3 separate regions of the Homo sapiens genome follow, and regions 1 and 3 are each linked to region 2. A link is a contact called in ENCODE Hi-C or POLR2A ChIA-PET data. All regions are on one chromosome and are shown on one strand. Each heading gives the region's core, a stretch centred on a gene start or an enhancer-like site at or near the end of the contact. The rest is flanking DNA. Distances are from core to core; before and after follow the strand shown.

Region 1 (2,870 bases), core at 250-2,749, 560 kb before region 2:
AGGGTTGGAGGGGGTGAGTGTTGAAAAATTACCTATTGGGTACAATGTTCACTATTCAGGTGATAGGTACACTAAAAGCTAAGACTTCATCACTATGCAAAATACACATGTAAGAAACCTGCACTTGCACCTCTCAAATACCTAGGAACAAAAAATAAACTTAGGCCGAGCTGGGGGTGGCTCACATCTGTAGTCCCAGCACTTTAGGAGGCCTAGATGGGTGGATTGCTGGAGCTCAGAAATTCGAGACTAGCCTGATCAACATGGCAAAACCCCGTCTCTACCAAAAATGCAAAAATTAGCCAGGTGTGGTGGCTCACGCCTGTAATCCCAACTGCTCAGGAGGCTGAGGCAGGAGGATTGCTTGAATCTGGGGAGGTGGAGGTTGCAGTGAGCCTTGATCACGCCACTGCACTCCAGCTTGGGTGACAGAGTGAGACCACAACTCAAAAAAAATTGAAATAAAATATATAAAATTTTAAAGTCTTCAAGCCTGGCATGGTGGGACACCTCTGTAGTCCTAGCTACTTGGGAGGCTGAGGCAGAAGGATCACTTGAACCCAGGAGTTGGAGGCTGCAGTGAGCCAAGACCCTCTCTCTAATTAATTTTTTTTTAAAAAGTCTTCAGACATTACTTATTGCCCTCTGCCCATTGAGAATCACAGATCTGAAGCATTGGACCAGTTCTTGCTGTACTGCTGAGTATGACATCCTGCCTGGGTCCTTGTGATGGCCAAAGAAACACACTTGGTTCAGCCTCACCAGTGAGTCCTTCAGGCAAAACTCAAACCCCAATACTCCAGCTGTCAGGACCAACACCCAGATGTGCCTGAGGAGACACGATCATCTCAGTGGAAGTCTTTGCACACAGCCACCAAAAGCTTATAGCCTGGTAAACCCATCTGCTCACATCACTGGCCACAAAAGCAAGTGCGAGCTACAGACTCCATTGGAAGCAATCATCTCTGGCCTCCTCTATGTCTTCCATTGCCCAAGACCCTGGACACCTCGCTCCAGACCACAGCTGCACAACTGCCGCTGCGCTTTTCATTTTGGTCACTCTCCAGATGGTCCGTCTAGCTTCTTGGCCTGTAACATTCTCATATCTAAGCCCTCCTTCTGGCTACTGTGCCTCCTTTGACTCAAAGGAGAGACTCCTTGCTCCTGTCCCAGCCAGCCACAACTCCCCGAAAAGCAAGGGTGTGTGGGATTCAGACAGAGTTTAAGAAACCAGCAAGAGTACACAGGTGCCCCAGCAGTTTCCATTCCTGACACCGGTAAACAAATCCAGAGGTTCCTTCTGAGCTTCCCACTCGGCTTCAGAAGGGCCACCGGGACTGGGAACAGCTCCAAGAGGAAGAACGGAGGGGAAATGAGAAGAATGTTTGTATTGTTTCATGTTTCACAAAGACCTGTCAGGGTGAGCAGTAACCCACGCCAACAGGGCTTAGTCAAGCAACCAGTACCGGCCAACGGACAGTGAAACTGAAAGGAAAACTTGCAGAGCTTTCGTGGAAAGTCCATCAGTGAGAATGTCCTGGATGAATACGGTGTAAACTGTCTCCCAGGCCCTGTTTCATTTTTCCTTAGATGTCAATGGGAAACCACACATTTGCAGAATCAATTGTTTCTGCTTTCTAGAAGAAAGCGTCCTTTGAGATTAGCAGCATAACAATAAATACGTAATTAAATAAATAAGGAAAAACAATTCACAGGTTCCAAGGATTAGAAGGACAAAAAATAAATAGTGGCTGGATGTGGTGGCTCATGCCTGTAATCCCAGCACTTTGGGAGGCTGAGGCGGGTGGAGACCATGAGACCAGCGTGGTCAACATGGTAAAACCCCATCTCTACTAATAATACAAAAATTAGCTTGGCATGGCAGTTTGCACCTGTAACCTCAGCTACTTGGGAGGCTGAGGCATGAGAATTGCTTGAACCCGGGAGGTGGAGGCTGCAGTGAGCCAAGATTGCACCACTGCACTCCAGCCTGGGTGACAGAGTGAAACTGGGTCTCAAAAAAAAAAAAAAAAAAGACAAAAAATAAATAAGAAGAATAAATTAAAAAATAATAAAAGAAAGAGATTAGCAGGGTGGAAGCAGACGGCACAGAGAAGAGGGGGCACCGGCCCCCAGATGGGCTGTGGGAGCAATGCCAAGGTTGGAGGTGGTGGGAGAAAGGCGGAATCTCTATAGCCTGATAGAGGTTGAAGATGCTTTTGCAAAGCTAGTGTACTTAATTAATTGCGGGAAACAAAGGGTCTTTCTGATCCATACAAAGTATACTTTCATTGGGTAACCTGATCATTAAAAGAGATTTCAACTAAGACAGATGATGAGGACCTTCCAAAAGTCAGTCACTCGACAGACGTCCAAAGTGCCAGTGCCCAGTAAGAACGCACGCTGTCTCGCCCAGGTGGCATGAAACGCCATGAGGCCCTGGAACAAGGGTTACAATTATTTTCTTCTTTAAAAAATTTTTTATTTGTATAAATGTATGTGGTGCAAGTGTAACTTATTACAGGGATATATTGCATAGTGGTAAATTCGGGGCTTTTAGTGTATCCATCACCCGAATAATGTACACCGTACCTATTAAGTAATTTCTCATCACCCCCCTTCCTCTAAGTCTCCAATCTCTATCATTTCACACTCTATGTCCATGTGTGTACATTATTTTATTATTATTATTTTTTGAGACAGGGTCTTTCTCTGTTGCCCAGGCTGGAGCACAGTGGTGTGATCACAGCTCACTGAAGCCTCAACTTCCCAGGCTCAATCAATCCTCCAGCCTCAGCCTTCTGAGTAGCTGGGACCACAGATATGCACCGCCATACCCCAAAGAGATGGGGTTTTGCCATGTTGCCCAG
Region 2 (2,965 bases), core at 298-2,797:
GCCGGCTCATGGAGGAATGCAGCCTGATGGTGCCATTTGGAATCCACAGAGCTTAATACCCCCGTCGGGGGATGAGAGAGGCCTGGTCTTGGCCGATTCCAGCCCCCGGTGGCTGTGGGGCCAGCCCCCCGGGGATGGGGAAAACAGTGGCCTCCCCAACCAGAGAGACCGCTGTGTGGCAAGGGGACAGTGGCCTGATGTGAGAGGCAGCCAGCACGGGCACACTGGAAGACAAGTTTCCTCCCCTTACTCACAGGGCGAGAGCACCTGCGAAACTCAAACCAAGCTCAAAAAGTTCCAAACTGGGACTCGGACCAAGAAAAGTTCAAAGAAAAAAATGAACGAGACTATATTTTGCTTGGTTTCTATCCCAGTGAAATCAGAATCACATCTGCCAGATAGAGATATGGACAACAATGACTTAAAGCCCAGTGCTGATCAAAAGAATGGGTCTGATAAGAGCCCGGCTCTGCAAGAACAGAGTCTGCTGAGCATGTCTTCCACCGACCTGGAGCTGCAGGCCCTCACAGGAAGCATGGGTGGGAGAACGGAGTTCCAAAAACAAGATCTAGGGGAACCAGAAGAAGACAGACAAACAAATGACCTCAGTTTCATCCACCTTACAAAGCACAGAGAACTCAAGCATTCTGGCTCTTGGCCAGGGCACCGGTACAGAGATCAGCAAACACAAACCAGTTTCTCCGAGGAGCCCCAAAGTTCGCAGCTGCTCCCTGGTGCAAAGCTGGGAGGGCCGAGTCGTGCAGCATTGAGTCCAAAATGTTCAGACCCTGCTGCCTCCGAAGCTCAGACGCACACAGCATTCCCTACCGGTGATCACAAACAGAGGCCAAGTGCCCGTAACCTGAAAGGTCACAGGTCCCTCAGCCCATCCAGCAACAGTGCGTTCTCAAGGACTTCCTTGTCCGTGGACCAGGCACCGACGCCAAAAGCAGGCCGAAGTCAGCCCTGCGTGGATGTCCACGGGCTTGGAGCCCACCCTGGGCCTAAGCGGGAGGTGGTGAAGGGGGAGCCCACGGGCCCTTGCAACAGTAAACAACTCTTTGGGCAGTTTCTCCTGAAACCGGTCAGCCGTCGTCCCTGGGATTTGATCAGTCAGTTAGAAAGTTTTAACAAGGAGCTCCAGGAAGAGGAAGAAAGCAGCAGTAGCAGCAGCAGCAGCAGCAGCAGCAGTGAGGAGAGTGAGGCGGAGCCGCAGCAGGAGAACCGTGCTCACTGCAGACAGGAGGATGTGGGCTTCCGCGGAAACAGCCCGGAAATGAGGGTTGAGCCACAGCCGAGGATGTGGGTGCCGGAGAGCCCTGTGTGTAGGTCGGGAAGAGGTGAGAGTAAGTCTGAGAGCTGGAGTGAGGAGCTGCAGCCTGGCCACCCACGTGCCTGGCCTCCATCCCCGGGCCGCTTTCGCGTGGAAGAAGGTGGCGGTGCACCTTTCTGCTCAGCAGATGGAAGCACGAGTGCAGAGAAGAGACACCTGGAGGTTAGCAACGGAATGGACGAGCTGGCAGGTAGCCCATTTCCTGTGACGAGAATGTCTTCAAGATCAAGTGACGCAAAACCACTGCCCGCGTCCTATCCAGCTGAACCTAGGGAGCCCCAGGAAAGTCCGAAAATCACCAGTGCTTTCAGCTCTGTGAAACCAAGTGAAGCGGTCCCTCGGAAGTTTGACAGTGGTGGAGAGAGGGGGGCAGGGCTCCCACTGTCCCTGTCTAACAAGAACCGAGGGCTCTCAGCTCCAGACTTACGGTCTGTGGGGCTCACCCCTGGGCAAGAACAGGGTGCCAGTGAGCTAGAGGGGTCTTTGGGTGAAGCAAGCACAATAGAAATCCCCCCAGGTGAGTCCTTGCAAGCCAGGGCTGCAAGGATCCTGGGCATTGAGGTGGCGGTGGAGTCCCTCCTGCCGGGCATCCGGAGAGCGGGACAGAACCAGCCTGCTGAGCCCGATGCAAGTGCCTGCACCCCAGAGTCCCCCCAGGAAGAGTTGCTATCTCGCCCAGCACCGGCAGATGTCCCCAGGGTGTCCACTGATGCCTTTTATGGCAGGAGGAAGTGCGGCTGGACCAAGAGCCCTCTCTTTGTAGGGGACAGGGACAGTGCCAGGCGGGCTCCTCAGGCTTTTGAGCACTCAGATGTGGACGGGGTTGTCACCAGCACAGACCCTGTCCCTGAGCCTGAGCCCAGCCCCTTGGAGTCCAAGTTCTTCGAACAAAAGGATGTGGAAACAAAACCACCCTTCAGGTCCACTTTATTCCATTTTGTAGAAAGAACCCCAAGTGTGGCAGGCTCTGAAAAGAGACTTAGAAGCCCTTCCAAAGTGATTGAAAGTTTACAAGAGAAACTGGCCTCCCCGCCTAGGAGAGCAGACCCTGACCGCCTGATGAGAATGAAAGAGGTGAGCTCAGTGTCACGGATGAGAGTCCTGAGCTTCAGGAATGCCGACTCCCAGGAGGACGCCGAGGAATTGAAGGCCACCACAAGGGGCCAGGCCGGGCTCCCGGGAGGCCTTGTGTCTCCTGGCAGTGGGGACCGTGCCCAGAGATTGGGCCACTCACTCTCTGTGTCCAAGGACAGCATCTCCAGGGAAGAGAAGGAGCATCCGGCAGCACAAAAGGAGAAGAGCATGGATCAAGACTTCTGGTGCCCAGGTGAGGAATCAGGCAGACAGGCAGGTGCTCAGTATACATTTGGAGTTTTTAGTCAGTACAAAATACCAGGTTGGTGGATAATGTAAATCTGCATATTCAGAAAAGATCAAGTTGACCCTGGGAATTGTTTTATCAAAAGATTCCTCATTTTCGAAGAATTATCCAGAAGCCATCTTTAAAATTCAAGATCTTGCAGTATATTTTATTTTTTTGAGATAGTATCTCACTCTGTCGCCTGGCTGGAGTGCAGTTGTGCAATCTCTGCTCACTGCAACCTCCGCTGCTTCCTGGGCTCAAGTGATCCT
Region 3 (2,840 bases), core at 76-2,575, 520 kb before region 2:
CAGTGGATCTTGGTCCCCTCCTGGGTCCAGGGCCATCTAAGCAGGGACGCTTAAGCCATGACACCCTGCTGGTGACCCTCTGGCTGTTCCTCCCTAGGTCTCAACTCTTAAAGGTCTTGAAGCTCTTGAGTAGGTCCGTGGTCTCTTTAAGAGGAACAAGTGCTTCTGCCTGTCCCAGAAGTCTGGTGACCCCAAGGCTTAGTGCTTCTCCCAGGACAGCTCTGGATAGTGCAAGAAAACTCCAGGAAAGTGGCCTCACTGCCACAATCAGAAAGAGGCAGTTAGGGGCAGGTGCGGTGGCTCATGCCTGTAATCCCAGCACTTTGGGAGGCCGAGGTGAGCAGGTCACCTGAGGTCAGGAGTTCCAGAACAGCCTGGCCCATGTGGAGAAACCCTGTCTCTACTAAAAATACAAAAATTAGCTGGGCGTGGTGGCATGCGCCTGTAATCCCAGCTGCTGGGGAGGCTGAGGCACAAGAATCACTTGAACCCGGGAGGCGGAGGTTGCTGTGAGCCAAGATAGGACCACTGCACTCCATCCTGGGTGACAGAGTGAGACTCTGTCTCAAAAAAAAAAAAAAAGAGGCAGTTAGGATTCCTTCACACAGAAGGAATAGAAAAGAGAGCCATGAATTTCCAAACACCCAGGCTGGCCACAGTGGGCTTGTTCTGCTGAGGTCATTCAATTCTGCAGCTCGTTCTAGGAGACATCGCATCCTGCTTCTTGCCCATGCAGAGTAGGCTATGAACTCAGAAAAGAGCGCAGGCTTGTGGAGCTTTGTAAGAAGCCAATTGGCCTTCTTCAAAACCCCCAAACAGGACCTCAGTTATGGAATGTACTTTCCCAAGCCCACCATGAAGGACTCACATAGGTAGACAGGAAATGCAATCTCCAGCAGGGGCTACAGAGAGTTTCATTCTGACTTCCAGTTGAAAGAGTGAACAGGCAGCAGAATCACTAGTAAAACTCCTGGGATTTTTTCTGGGAGTTGGAGAAAAAAGATGTTACACCTGAAACTATGTGTTTTCTCTATTTTGTGATTTCAAAATATGGAAGGGGAGAACTTTCAAAGGGGAAGTTCCTGTAGCTTTTTGGGTCAGAAATGGAAATTTACTAGGGCTGACTAATAACTCTCCGTGCTTTGACCTCTGAGACAGTAAAAACTCTGACAGTTATGTAAAGATAGCAATTGGGAAAATGTTAGCATTTTTACTGCAATCTAGGGCAAAGGCCAAGGCTCCCCAAAATCTGCACTAAGTGAACATTCGTGTTAGGTTGCCAGAGAGGGGACAGTGACTCATCAGGTTTTCAGATGAGCTCCGGCTCTTCTTAAGCCAACAACGTTCTATTTCACTCGTCAAGCTAGACCTGGAAGTCAATGTCATGGTACCCCACGTGATGTTGAAGAAATGGTGAAATGTAGACCTGCCAAGAATTGACAGAGCCGTGTAGCTGTTTGCCTAGCTGGCAATTGATCTACGCAATGATTGATATCATGAGTAGATTAAGCAACAAGCAAACAAGAGCATTCAAATGACCCTGGTACCATACAAGGATGACCTGTCCAGTTAGGCATAGTAAACAAATTCCCACAAACACACCAAAAGGGGCAGTGGAAAGGAAAAGTACATATGTTTTGTGATTTGAGCCTGACCTGGTTCTCTGATGTCCAAAACCTGATCGATCCTCTTTGTGTCTGAAGGAAAACAGGGCTCAAAATGTCATGCATGTGATGGTTGAAGGCTGTGACAATGTTTAGTCTGGAAAAAAGCTCCTTTTTTCCAGTTCGATGGGATTGAAGAGCTGCTCAAATGACGGAAGAGCTATCATGTGAACAGGAATTAGAGCGCACTCCGAGGGGGGAGCAGGGGCCAGTGTGAAATGACAAAGTGACATTTTAGCTCTCCACGTTTTCTAGCAATTAGACCTTTCCTGAAGTGGAAGGGGCTGCCTGGGGAAGCAGAGCATTTCTGTTGCTGGGAGTTTTCTCAGAGGCTGATGCACATCTTGGGGACTGCTGAGGCTCCATTCAATCCCACCGGAGACACAAATGGGAATTCAGCCTGTGCCTTCCCGTGTATTGGGCACTGGGTGATGCCAGCCTTTGGATGTAGGAGTAGAATCCTCCCAACAAGCCTGGGATTCATCATCACTCCCATGTTGCAGATGAAGAAACTGAGGCTCACAGAGGCTAAATAATCCACCTAAAGTTGCCTAACGAGTATTCAAACCCTGGTGGATTTGGCTTCAAAGCCAATGGTTTTTTGCCTGTATCGTATACCCTCCATCATGCTAAATAAGTTCTTAATCCTTAAGCCCTAATTAATAAAATGTATTATTTTGCAATGTTATCAAAATCCCACATTCCTAGAGGCTTAAATAAAATTCTCCCCAATATAAAACCTAATTATTCCCTAAGCGTCTGCAGGCATGCCAAAGGGCCTCTTTGCTAGAAATTCCACGATTTCCTGATTAACAAAAGGAAATAGCATTGAGGCTCTCTTTCTGAAACTTCTACTAGGAATCTCAGAAATGAAACTTGCGGTATTCATACCATAAAATCAATTCAGATAGCTGAATTCTTATATCTGCTTTTTCATTCAATCTCTTGTGGAATCATAAGTCATGGAACCTCTGCAAAAAGCTACCACAAAGAGATGAGAATGTGAGTGAACAAGGCAAAGAATATACTCATTTTAAAATTATTTATGGGCTGGGCATGGTGGCTGACACCTGTAATCCCAGCACTTTGGGAGGCCAAGACGGGTGGATCACGAAGTCAGGAATTTGAGACCAGCCTGGTCAGCATGGTGAAACCCCGTCTCTAATAAAAATACAA

Evidence for each region. A loop is a pair of places that touch in the nucleus more often than their neighbours do. ChIA-PET counts read pairs that join two places held with the same protein, here RNA polymerase II (POLR2A). Pooled maps may share reads with other maps.
Region 1: a pooled map shows a loop between it and region 2 (2.5-fold over the local background). The contact joins two enhancer-like sites. A Hi-C loop is called at or near these places in 2 of 50 pooled maps. POLR2A ChIA-PET finds 5 or more read pairs at or near these places in 2 of 52 experiments (AG04450 and Caco-2).
Region 3: a loop to region 2 is called in a pooled map, with 10 times the contacts of the local background. The contact joins two enhancer-like sites. A Hi-C loop is called at or near these places in 1 of 168 maps with a recorded cell type or tissue (CD8-positive, alpha-beta T cell) and 2 of 50 pooled maps. POLR2A ChIA-PET finds 5 or more read pairs at or near these places in 1 of 52 experiments (GM10248).

What each region holds. Positions count from the first base shown.
Region 1 is chr10:30,582,465-30,585,334 of GRCh38, reverse strand. No RefSeq gene overlaps it. Among named protein-coding and RNA genes, the nearest start is that of LYZL2, 46 kb to the left of the region's middle. Within about 2 kb of position 1,499, at least 30 of the 41 ENCODE cell types and tissues checked have a DNase peak (open chromatin) inside an H3K27ac peak, as active enhancers do.
Region 2 is chr10:30,025,798-30,028,762 of GRCh38, reverse strand. JCAD (junctional cadherin 5 associated) reads left to right here. Exons shown (of 4, transcript NM_020848.4): 3 at 1-2,660. Among named protein-coding and RNA genes, the nearest start is that of JCAD, 32 kb to the left of the region's middle. RefSeq lists enhancers at 1-396, 1,115-1,184, 1,365-1,424. Within about 2 kb of position 1,547, at least 20 of the 41 ENCODE cell types and tissues checked have a DNase peak (open chromatin) inside an H3K27ac peak, as active enhancers do.
Region 3 is chr10:30,541,081-30,543,920 of GRCh38, reverse strand. The region is part of intron 1 of LOC105376478 (a long non-coding RNA gene); the gene reads right to left. Among named protein-coding and RNA genes, the nearest start is that of LYZL2, 87 kb to the left of the region's middle. Within about 2 kb of position 1,325, at least 4 of the 41 ENCODE cell types and tissues checked have a DNase peak (open chromatin) inside an H3K27ac peak, as active enhancers do.